2 separate regions of the Homo sapiens genome follow, and region 1 is linked to region 2. The links are chromatin contacts, found by Hi-C or POLR2A ChIA-PET in ENCODE. All regions are on one chromosome and are shown on one strand. The core of a region is the stretch at or near the end of the contact, and the rest is flanking DNA. Distances in the headings are between cores, read along the strand shown.

Evidence for each region. A loop is a pair of places that touch in the nucleus more often than their neighbours do. ChIA-PET counts read pairs that join two places held with the same protein, here RNA polymerase II (POLR2A). Pooled maps may share reads with other maps.
Region 1: a loop to region 2 is called in a map of heart right ventricle, with 5 times the contacts of the local background. The contact joins the promoter of RIN2 here to the enhancer-like site in region 2. A Hi-C loop is called at or near these places in 51 of 168 maps with a recorded cell type or tissue (CD14-positive monocyte, Caco-2, Calu3 and 30 more) and 31 of 50 pooled maps. POLR2A ChIA-PET finds 5 or more read pairs at or near these places in 6 of 52 experiments (AG04449, Caco-2, MCF 10A and 3 more).

Annotation. Positions count from the first base shown.
Region 1 is chr20:19,756,995-19,762,612 of GRCh38, forward strand. It overlaps RIN2 (Ras and Rab interactor 2), which reads left to right and starts at 1,264. Exons shown (of 13, transcript NM_018993.4): 1 at 1,264-1,333. RefSeq lists an enhancer at 1,653-2,227.
Region 2 is chr20:19,686,146-19,691,894 of GRCh38, forward strand. All of the region lies in intron 12 of SLC24A3 (solute carrier family 24 member 3), which reads left to right. Among named protein-coding and RNA genes, the nearest start is that of RIN2, 69 kb to the right of the region's middle. Within about 2 kb of position 2,092, at least 6 of the 41 ENCODE cell types and tissues checked have a DNase peak (open chromatin) inside an H3K27ac peak, as active enhancers do; they include ascending aorta, gastrocnemius medialis, heart right ventricle and 2 more, where a contact is called at or near this core.

The DNA of each region.
Region 1 (5,618 bases), core at 14-2,513, 70 kb after region 2:
CATTAGAACTGCGCCTGGCACCAGCAGGTGTTCAATTATTTATTTAATGGGTGACTTGGAGCAGAAACCGAAGTGCAGTGGACTGTTTTCCTGGGATCTGAGCTGATGATAAATGATAAATAAGTCTTGGGATTTTAGAAGGCAGGAATCACGAAAACCAACACCAATGAAATCCAAGTCTCCTCTGCTACTATCTGAAGTGGAACAGAACAGAAATAAGGTCTGTTTTCTTTCCGCTTCGCTGTTCTGTTTCTGTCCAAAACAACCGTCTCTCTGACACCTTCGAGGTGTCCCTTTGTCTCTTTGAGGTTCCCTCCGTGACACTGGCTACTTTGTAACTCTAACACTGTCAGCAATTAATTCCCAAAGGTGAGGTCCCCGTGGGAAGTGGGAAAACCCAGCGAATCACCAGGGACCCGCCTGATTCCGAAAAGGCTGGATGCTGGCTGGGAACCGGCCCCGCAGCTCCGGCGTCCCCGCCTGCCTGCGCGGCCTTCAGCTGGGGTTACGGAGGGCTCCCAGCGCCGATCCAAACCGCGTTCCAGGCGGGGTGGGCGGGCCCCTGGCCAGCGAGGCCGAAGCAAAACAACCCGCCCAGGCGTCCAGAGCGTATCCAACCCTGGAGAACCTGCCCCGGAACCAAGAGCCGCAGCCAGCTCAGGCCTCTCGAGTGGGGCCTTTCCAGCCCCTGCAACAGATCCCGGGATCTGTAGTTGGGCGGAGGGGCTCGTTATGGGAAAGGGGTGCGTGCGCGTTTGTGCTAAAACAAGAAAGGCAAGAATCTCCGAGAACAAAACTCTGGTCCTCGCCTGGCCGGGGACCGCAGAAGACAGGGGCGGCAGCGCCAAGGCGGGTCAGGGGCCGGTCCAGCCAAGTTTGCTCCGGCTTAGATAAACTTTCTGATGGCAGTTTTTCCTGGTTGCAGCCTGGGTTCCTTGTAACAGGGTAAGCGTAGCGGGTGGTTGTCAAGAGGGGCGGAGGCTGGCGGTTACAGGGAATGGAGGGATGGGCCGGACCTGGGGTCGCGCAGGCGCCTTGGTCGCTGCCTCCGATCCGATCACCCCCGCCCCATCTCCTCTGCGAGCTCAGGAAGGTGGCTGGGGGAGGGGGATGGCTCCCTACTGCCGAGGGACGGCCCGAGGCAAACACAAAGCCCTTCCCTCCCCTCCTCCTCTTTCCTCTCCTCTCCCCTCCCCTCCCCTCCTTTCTCCCCCTTCCTCCTCTTCCTCCTCCTCCTCTTGCTCCTCCCGGGCGGGGAAACCCAGCCCCGCGCTCGTCTTTGGGGCCACCGGTCGCCCCCGCCTCCGGGACCTGCGGGGAGGGCCCGCGAGAGGTAAGGGGCGGTGGCAGCGGAGACCCCACCCCCTGTGCCCGCACCTAGAGAGCCCGGAGAGGCTCCGGGCACGGGCGGGGCTCTCTGGGGTTCCAGACGTGGGTGCTGCTGTGCGCACTCTCTCCCTACTCCGGAGGGGACTTGAGGAAGACAGCCAGAGCGCGTCCTCGGGGATCGTGGGGAACGGAAGGGGGAAGGGGGATCAGGGAGTGGGGACAAGGGGCAGAGTGACATTCCGGAGCGCGAGGTGGCCGCTGGTCCCGGCAGGGTCACCGGGTGTCCTCAGCTGACCTGTGCGGGGCTGGGGTGAGGGACAGCTGGAGGGTGCAGGCACTATGGCTCGAGGTGCGGAGGTGCGGGTGTGCGTGCGTGTGCACCGGACGGAGTTTGGTAGGGACCTTTGAGGAGTTCTACCTGCAGGGCTGCCTGTGGGGTGTCAAGTGCTCCCTGCGCCTGAGCGCGCGGGTCAGACCCGGTGTCGCACAGCTTTGATCCCCAGCGCGGACCCCACTGGTGAGTCCAGCCAGTGTGCAGGGCAGATGCTCCGACCGGAGATTTCCTCCCCCGGGTGGAAAAGCAGGAGGGTTGTTGTGTCCGGGCAGGGGGCACTTGGGCTGTCGCGGTGATTGATGGCTGCGCAGCGGGCGGAGGAGGAGCCCCGGATTCCTGCCGGGAAGGGACGGGGCCACTTTCCCACTTTGAGGCCTCCCCGCCCCCTTCTGGGCTTGGCCTCCACCCTTGGCCTGGGCTCCCACCAGCTCGGCGTCCACCCACCGGCGGTGGCGCGCCCCTCGACCGCGCGGGGACAGCAGGATTTGCAGAAGTTCAGCTTGAAAGCCTATGATATGTTGCCAAGAAATACAGGGCAAGATCGGTCCCCTGGGCCCTGAGAGGCGCCTGTCTTCTCAGAGCTCTTAAATCCCTGGGGCTTTCCTAATTCCGCAGTGTAGCGGCACTTCCTTGCGCGGTTTTGGGCACATTGGGGTTTCTTAGGAACACGCTGTCATCGGTAAGGAAACATCAGAGTACTCTTCGACCAAAAGGACTGTAAATACTGAAGCAAAAAGAAACACTTGCTGGGAGTGCAAAGGGCTTACTGGGAAAAAAGAAACACACAGGGCAGCACTCCATCATTAAGATAAATAGTATTTTAATACAATCTTTTTAACAAAACCAAATTGAATGTAAAAAATTCATGATAAGCAAAAATCAACATTTTAAATACAGGTGGGTGTTGTTAGAACCCTGCTTCATAGGCCGGGTGCAGTGGCTTATGCCTGTAATCCCAGCACTTAGGGAGGCCAAGGCAGGCAGATCACTTGAGGTCAGGAGTTCAAGACCAGCCTGGCCAACAGGGTGAAACCCCATCTCTACTAAAAATACAAAAATTAGCTGGGCCTGAAGGCATGTGCCTGTGGTCCCAGCTACTCGGGAGGCTGAGGTGGGAGAATCACTTGAACCTGGGGGCAGAGGTTGCAGTAAGCCGACATTGTGCCACTCCACTCAGCCTGGGTGACAGAGTGAAACTCTGTCTAAAAAAAAAGAACCCTGCTTCATTGTTCAATGGGAACAGTCATATCCAGTCTCCCTCCCCCACCTCCCCATTTGTTTGTTCCCTTGCCTGGTGGTTTGAGAGTTGACAGTGGCATGCAACAGATTGAGCAACTCTGGCTTCAGATGTAGTCACGTTCACTGAATGCAGAGCTTTTATTAACTTTTTACCTAATTCAAATGTAGGAGGATATTGTCATAAGTGGATATAGAGGTGCTAATTTTCCTTTTTGCCTCAGGTTCCAATATTGCCTCTGGAATACTCATGCACTCCCGTGCTTTGGCACCTCCAGAGAGAGCATCACAGGCTAGGGATGGGTAGGGTCCCGGGACAGTGAAGGGCCCTTGCTTTTGGAACTTGGGAAGAAGGCTGTTGACAGGAGCTTTTGGGTTTGGAGACTTGCTCTCAGTAGTTGGAGGCTGGAGACACGGGGAAAACCAACCTGCTATCAAGACCTTTGTCTGGAAACATTCTCCTGCAGACAGTTCATCAGAGCAGAGGAGGAAACTGAAATAGCCCACACTTGACCTCTAGTGTAGGGCAGGTGGGAGGGAGCTTGACTCCCAGGATGGCTATGGCGTGTGCTTATTTAAAGATAACTTCGCAGCAGCACTCTTATCCCCACCCAAGGTGTCCTGCCATACACCTTATCCAAAGTCAAGGGTCACTACCCACTTCAGGACTTCCACTTTCCAGAAAGAACCTCCTTGCTTAGCTAAACCCTCTTCCTCTGCTTGGAGGACACAGATGAATCAGGTATCACAGATGAAACACAGGGTATGCTACCCTGAGAGGTCCATGCTCGTGTGACCCATTAATGGGAGGCCCATTCTTCACATACTCTCTGTATTATAGTGCTTTGACCTTGTGCCCAATTCCCCTTGTATATCCAACCTACCTAATGAACCTTCAAGAATCCTAATAGTTTCAGCAAGAAAGATTTCCCCGACCCTGTCCTCCTTTCCCCAGTAAGACACCCCCTCACTGCCACCAGAATTCCTTGTGTGTGTGTATGTGTATGTATCTCTTAAAGCAATACAGTGGACCTCACTTGCCCACTGTCTGTAAGCTTCCCAGGGTCCAAAACCAGGCCATAGCCCTTAAGACCTACCACTCAAGGAGGGGGTGTTGAATGAATGAATGAACAAAAGTGTCCCTTTGTCAAGGCATTTTGAGAAGTTGCACAGCAAGAAGTATACCCTCAGGACTGTAATGCCTCTGAAGAAAGCAGGTAACATTTTTGTAGCACATTATAAAATGGATTTACAAATAGTATCTCAGTCGTTTCTCACAACAGTAGTATTCATTGCATTTTGTAGGTGAGGAAATGAAAGCCTAAAATTAGTCTGTCATTCTGCCGCAGCACAGTGGACTTGCTAAAGGCGAACCTGCCCAGAGGCACACTCCATGCAGTGTATGTACAGAGCAGGATTCACCGAGTTGTGTTTTAGGATGCAGTTTTGCTAAACAATCACTAATGAGTTACAGTGATAAAATATGTTAGGGAAATGCTAATGTTGTCTGTTTTTTTATGGCAGGACTTTAAGGAGTCTTTATTGTTATACCATACATTGGGACTCTTTAGAATGACACCATAGTATGGGATGCTTGCCAACTTTATTTGGCCACAGAACACTCTTTCTCATGAAGTATCTTCTGGATCCAGTGTTCCAAGGAATTCACCTAGGGAATTGTTTAGTTCTCCCAAAATCTTATAATGTCTAGGCCAACTTCCAAGGAATGTTGATTCCATCTAATATGTGGTATTTTGGATAGTAAAAATGTATATTCTGGACACTAGAAAAGCATAATAATCCACCCTTGTCAATTTAGAGTGGATTGTTGATCTGTGTATCCAATTAACTCAAGTAGCTTCCATGCATCCGATTAATATGAATAGGTTCTTTGGGTTTGATCAGATATGATCTGAGGGAACCCCAGCCTCTGGAGAGCACTGCCTTTTTGCTGCCCAGAAGCCTTCAGATTTCAACCAGCCTTTCCAACTCTGAGAATCCCCTCAAACGCAGCTCTGTAGATGGGGTGGCAACTTCAGGGTTCTTGTCCTGAGATCACTATTTCATCTTGGCTAGTTACATCCATTGAGTGAGAAAGTACACCTGCTCAGTGAATTTTCTGTTCTCTCATTCCTCTCTCCTTGGGTGCTGGCCAAGTGAATTCTCTAGGGTGTCTAAGTGTGTGTGGACATTTGCTTATGAAAAGTAAGTAAATGTCACTCTCTGGGTGTCTCAGACCTGGAACAGAAGCCTGCTAACAGCAATCCCTCCTCATAGGAGCTGCAGCCCCCGTTCACAAGCAACCATTGTTTGAAATCAGGTATTTTTAAATCAGAGTTTGCCTTCAATCTACTGTTAGAGCACCTTCCACAGACCAGTAACCTCAGCTATTGAGGCTTTATTGCAATTAAGGAGACAAAGTGAGGAAGTTGGAGTTAGAATTTCAGGGACTCAAAGGAGAATTGTGGGCTAGTGGAGGAGCCTTCGGAAAGTGATCAAAGAGGCACAGCTGTGCAAATTTAACATTCATCTGCAGACATTTCTAGGTCTCCAATGCTGAGCAAATATATCTCAAGATTTGTTTCGTAGATTTTTCGAAAGCACAAAAAGTAACAATTCTCATTTAGAGATATGTATTAAACAGGGTGGTGTCACAGAAGTCAAGGGAAGGAGTGTTTTGAGAAAAATGGACCTATCAGATGGGGCGGGATGGGGAGTG
Region 2 (5,749 bases), core at 842-3,341:
ATGAAGGAAGAAATGCCCATGACCCGTGTGGGCAAGGCAGCTTGGTGCACAAAAGGAGAGGCACGTCACTCACCTCCACCCATCCCATTGCACCTAGCCGGGAGAGCTGTCCTGCCAAGGCCAGCCTGGTGGATGCCAAGGCCTGAAGAAGCTTTCAGGACCTCAGCCACCAGGGTGGTGTCCTCCTCTCCCAACTGCTGCCTCCAACAAGGACTTGGTTGTTCCAGAAACTGTTTCACCCCACCCCACCCATTATCAGAGCAGGTGGTCCAAGCCCAAAGAATTCAGCCTATTTGCTGGACCTTCCAGAAGCTTCTGGCTGTTTCAGGGAAGAGTACACTAGTTTGATTCACATGGACTGTCAAGTGTGTGAGGCTCAGTATACATGTGCAGCAACCTCTTCGGGATGTTTGAATGTGCAGGATTATCTGAAGAAACGTTTGATTGACTTGAAAGCCCATTTAATGATAGGACATGGTGCCGAGTGTCAGAGTCCTGTGTTAATTTTGGATGCGCAGGGTCTTGCTGTGCTCCAGGGGAGCTCCTTTCTGTCCAGAGGACAGCAAGTAAAACTTGAACCAGAGATGCCCCTGTGCCCACTCAGGGCACCCAAGATCTCAGCCTCTTCAAGAACTTATCAGAAAATATTCATCCAGATTCCTATTCCCCCAGGTCCCTTACCTCCCACCCAAAGCTAAATCATTACTTGTTAGTACATTATCTTCATAGAAAAAATGTACACTCGTTCTTTATCCATTTTGCCACCATCAGATATATTTCTTGGCAACCTTTCCTATCAACCAAGACAAAAACATCTTAAGGATTAAATGGCAAAACACTCCTTTCCTCCCTTGTAAACCCTTCCATTCATTTTCTGTTGCTGCATAACAAAATGCCACATATTTTGCAGCTCAAAACAAGACCCTCTGATTAGCTTACAGTTCTGTAGGTCAGAAGTCCTGCTGGATTCTGTCTCACAGGCCGTAATGAAGGTGTAGCCAGGGCTACATTCCTTTGCAGAGGCTCTGGGAGAAATCATTACCAGGCACCGGTTCATTGCGGCTGTGCAGGTCCTTGATGGCTGTCAGCTGGGGATGTCCCACTGTTCCTAAAAGCCACAGAGCCCCTCCACCTTCACCTGGATGTGTGGAGCTCTTCCCGCCATCATTCCTAATCTCTCTGGCTCCCCTTTTGCTTTTGAGGACTCTTTGCAGCTAGATCAGGCACCTGCACAATCTCTCTACCTAAAGGTCAACTGTGCCATACAACACAGCAGAATCACGAGGCTGATAGCTCATCCCACTCACAGACCCTGAGAATCTTAGGGACCTGTGTCTAGAATTCCACTTACTCAACCCCTGTTTTCAGAGTCCGCCATTAGCTGGCCATAACCAAGCTCCAGTAATGCTTATTTCGCTAAAATCTTTCACTAATTAAACAGTCGAGCCAGTGGAAGTTCTGTAAGTGACCAAGTTCTATGTTAGCATCTTGGGAGCCCAGAATCCCCAAGTGCACCCCTCCAGGGGACAATGAAAGATGTGTGTGTGAGATGAGACCAAGTCTGGCCCAGTGCCTGGGCCTCGTTACTGATTGGGACCAAGCACCCCTTTCAGATCCCTGGTTCCGTATTTCTCTCCTGGATGAGAGCTAACTGTGGGGTTTCAAGGTCTTTGAAACTCGTGCTCGCCACCCTCTGTCTCACTGTGATTAGGTTGCAGATGATGGAGGCCTCAGACCTTCCAGCCACACCTTCTGGGCTCCTGTGTATGAGGAGACATGGCTGCAGGCATCTCACCCCCAACAGATGCTTCACCTGAGGCTCAGGAACCCCACATCCCCTCCTGTGTCCTTCCTGAAGCACAGACAGGAGAGAAGAGACGATACTCTGTGTGGTCGTACCATCCCGTGGGGTCTCCATGTCATTCAAGGGCTCCCAGCTGCCAAGATAGAAAGCAGAATTCCAAGTTCTTCTCTAGCAGCCCTTCTCACCAGGGCTTCCTTAATGAAATGCACGTTCTGATTCAGGAGGTCTAGGGTGAGGCCCGAGTCTGCATTGCTAATCAAGAACCGGCTGCCCCCCATCCTGTGACACTGACGCTGCTGGTCTGTGTGCCACACTTGGAGCACGGAGAGGCTAGAGACCTAGAGGCACTCAGCAATCTTCCCAGTTCTTCTAAGATGCGGGAAAGCCTGATTCAGAGCCCGGGTCTGCCTTTGAAAAGAGTGGGCTCCCCCAGTTACAACTGTCTCTTCCCCTCCACCAGCTGCTAAGGAATCCCAGGCCCAGAATTAGGAACTCCATTTTAAGGCAAGGGGACTGAATGTCCAGCCAGGCCCGCTTCCTGGGGCAGGCAGGCCTCTGCTTATGGGTGAGAAGCCTGTCGGGTGCTTCCGGCCAGCAGAGGGCATTGAGAAGCCAGGGAGTCAGTTCTGGGAGCCCCAGATGGGTTCCTATCAAGTCAAGTTCCTGTGGACTGAAAAAGATCCGTCCACATGATGAGGACATTTTTCTCTCTCATAGTCATTCTGCAAGGCATGAGTACCCTGTTTCTGGCACCCAGCCACAGTGCTTTCTTCTCTCAGGACTTGACTATAATGGGTATGATGATTACCAAGAAAGTAATTATTTAGGAGTATGTGAATACTGTTGTGAGTTCATATATGTACATATATGTACAGTGTGCAATTTAAGATTGATATAACATAGTGTTAACATGCACATGTATACTGTGTACACTTAATATATTGTATGCATGTATAATATATGTGCAGATATTAACATATTTATGTTTATATATGTATATACTATATTATAGGTTATATACACACAATATACACATATACATCTACACTTGGTATATGCACATACATACATATAAACGTGCAGCTATTGTTATCTCTTGGGTGAAGAAAGCCTTATTGTTGACAGACAGCAAAAGAAACCTTTTCATGTGTATGTAGGTAAACACATTTCCATGGGAAAGAAAAACTAGAAGGAAATACACCAAAATATAAGTAGGTTTTTCCAAAGCAAAATTATGTTTTTTCTGTATTTTTTACTTTAAAACAGTGTACATTTTTATTGCCGATATTATCGGAACAAATGTATATGTTTAGGTCTAGGTCTAAAATACTGTGCAATAACTTTTTCTCTCTTTGATAGAATTCAGCTTTCTTCAAAGCTGACTGAGGAACATAATTTAGAAACAAATCCTTTTGCTTGTTAAAGCCAAGTCCAACTCAAAGGGATACTATCATGCTTACGGGCCAGCTCCGGCCCCTGGCTTCAGCTCTCAGTTGCTGGCTGACTTTTGTGAAATCAGGTAATCACCAACACATCAGGTCCATGGTCAGGGAAGTTTTTTCTCTTAATTCATTGCTGTACCCCCAGGACCTGCAGCAGTGCCTGGCACAAAATGGCATAGAGGACATTCACAGATATTTATTAAATGAATGAATGAAGAATAAACCTATCCCCCTTGTTGCTCTATTTTGACCCAATGGTAATAGAGCAGAAGATGGAAAAATGTCCAGAAATGTTGTTGACTCAAAGAGGAAAGGAAACCTTTTTAAACCCTTTATTCAGAAATGGAAATTAAGGGCTGGGCGTGGTGGCTCATGCCTGTAATCCCAGAACTTTGGGATGCAAAGGGAGGATGCGGATCACCTGAGTTCAGGAGTTGGAGACCAGCCTGGCCAACATGGCAAAACCCCATCTCTACTAAAAATACAAAAGTTAGCCAGGCATGGTGGCACACGCCTGTAATCCTAGCTACTCAGGAGGCTGAGGCAGGAGAATCACTTGAACCTGGGAGGCAAAGGTTGCAGTGAGCTGAGATTGCACCACTGCACTCCAGCCTGGACAAAAGAGTGAGACTCTGTCTCAAAAAAAAAAAAAAAAAAAAAGGAAAATTAAGACCAGCTAAAATGTGGGTGATCTTTATTTGACTGCCTTTGTTCCTCAAAATCATTTTTAAAAAACACCTTTATATTTGTTATATTTGCTGCATTACATTTAAATATATGATTCAGATAATGCTCATTGAATTTCTGCTTTTAAGGTTCTGTTGTTACAAAGGGGCAATAACTTAAAGAAAGCATATATGTCATTGAAAATGATGTTTTCCAGATATAATGCCCTCCCAGTGTCCAGTCAGAAATTTTTAAAGCAGTTGATAAAAACTCAAAATTCACTGGCACTAACTTACACTTCTTACAACTTTGTCTAATCAATATCATTTTCCAAGCTCTTGCACTCGTAAATTCTGACTTCATTTTTTTCTTCCCTCTTTTTTTTTATTTTCTGAAGAATGTGAAAGAGCCAAGTTGGGATCATTTCTCTTCCTCTTCCTGTGTTTCTTCGTAATCTTTGATTGGGTGTGTATTTTAAACTAAACCGAGTTACTCTGTCCGTTTGAGGGCATCAGCCATATGGAAGGCCGTTGAGGGGATTCTAGGAGGTTCCACATGGGTAAATGCCTTATCAGCACATTGCGGGATTTAGGAATGTGCCAAATTCCAGGATGCATTTGGGATCCAAAGAGCTGGCCATATCCTGGATTCTGCAGCATCTGGAAGCCCCTCTCCAAACAACTCTCAGCCAGGCTTCTTGATTTACAAAGCAAGCACAGTCTCTATGTTCTCATCATTCACTTGACCATCTCCAAAGCTTAAATCTAACAAGACTCATAGCAGCTAATAGGAAAACACTTCTCTTTTCTTACTATTTTTTTTGTTTGTTTGCTTTACTCTGTACTTGTAAATTGGATAGCCTTAGATTCTCAAAACCAAGTAATTTTCTTTGGTCTGTCTGATTAGATTGTTCATAATAACATTATTACTACTACTGTTACTGATATTTACTGAAAATGCAATATAAGCCCTGCACTATCCCTGCCTTTCAATCAGGTGCTAAACAAGTGAGAAGACCCCTGTTCTCATAGACTTTATTCTAATTTGAGGGAGACTGAAAATAAATTAAGAAACAACCCTGATGGTTTAAGACAGGAAATATTCGCATGAAACAAATAAAAATATTTGCTATGAAACAAATAGAAAAGCTGGAGTGAGATGATGAGAGTTATATTTAGATTTATCTGAGGGCTCAGTGACATTCGAGCAGTGAAGTGGCCTGCGTGACAGGGCAGATTCTGCCATGAGAAGATCCAGGCAGAAGACCTGCGAGGGCAAAGTCCTTGAGGCAGGAAAAGGCTTGGAGTGTCTGAGGACAGAAAGTTAGCCAAGACCAGGGAGTATGTGAGCAGGGAGAGTGGCAGGTGCGGCAAAATCAGGCAGTGCCTTACAGACCATGGTGGGGAGACCTGATTTTACTCTAAGGGCAGTGGAGGCCAGTGGAAGGTTCTAGAACAATTTGGTTTTTGAGACTCTTTCCTCTGGCTACTGGTAGCAAACAGATGGAGGTAGGATAGGCATTGGAGCAGTAGTCCCCGTAGGAAGCCAGGTTGTCAGCCAGGCCTTGGTGAACCTGGCCCCAGCGGAGGCTGTGGGGATGATGAGATGGTGGGAATGTCCTGTCAGGTTGCCAGGGTTGGCTGTGGGGGATAAAAGAAAGGGAAAGATCAAGAATGACTCCCAGGATTTTGACAGGAACGACTTGTGAGCTCATGTTGTCCCAGCCCTCATCCTAATATCATCTCATTTAATTCTCCCAGCAACTCTGTGAGCTCGGTGCTGCTGTATACACATTTTCACAGATGAAGAAACTGAGGTGTAGAGAGTTTAATTAACT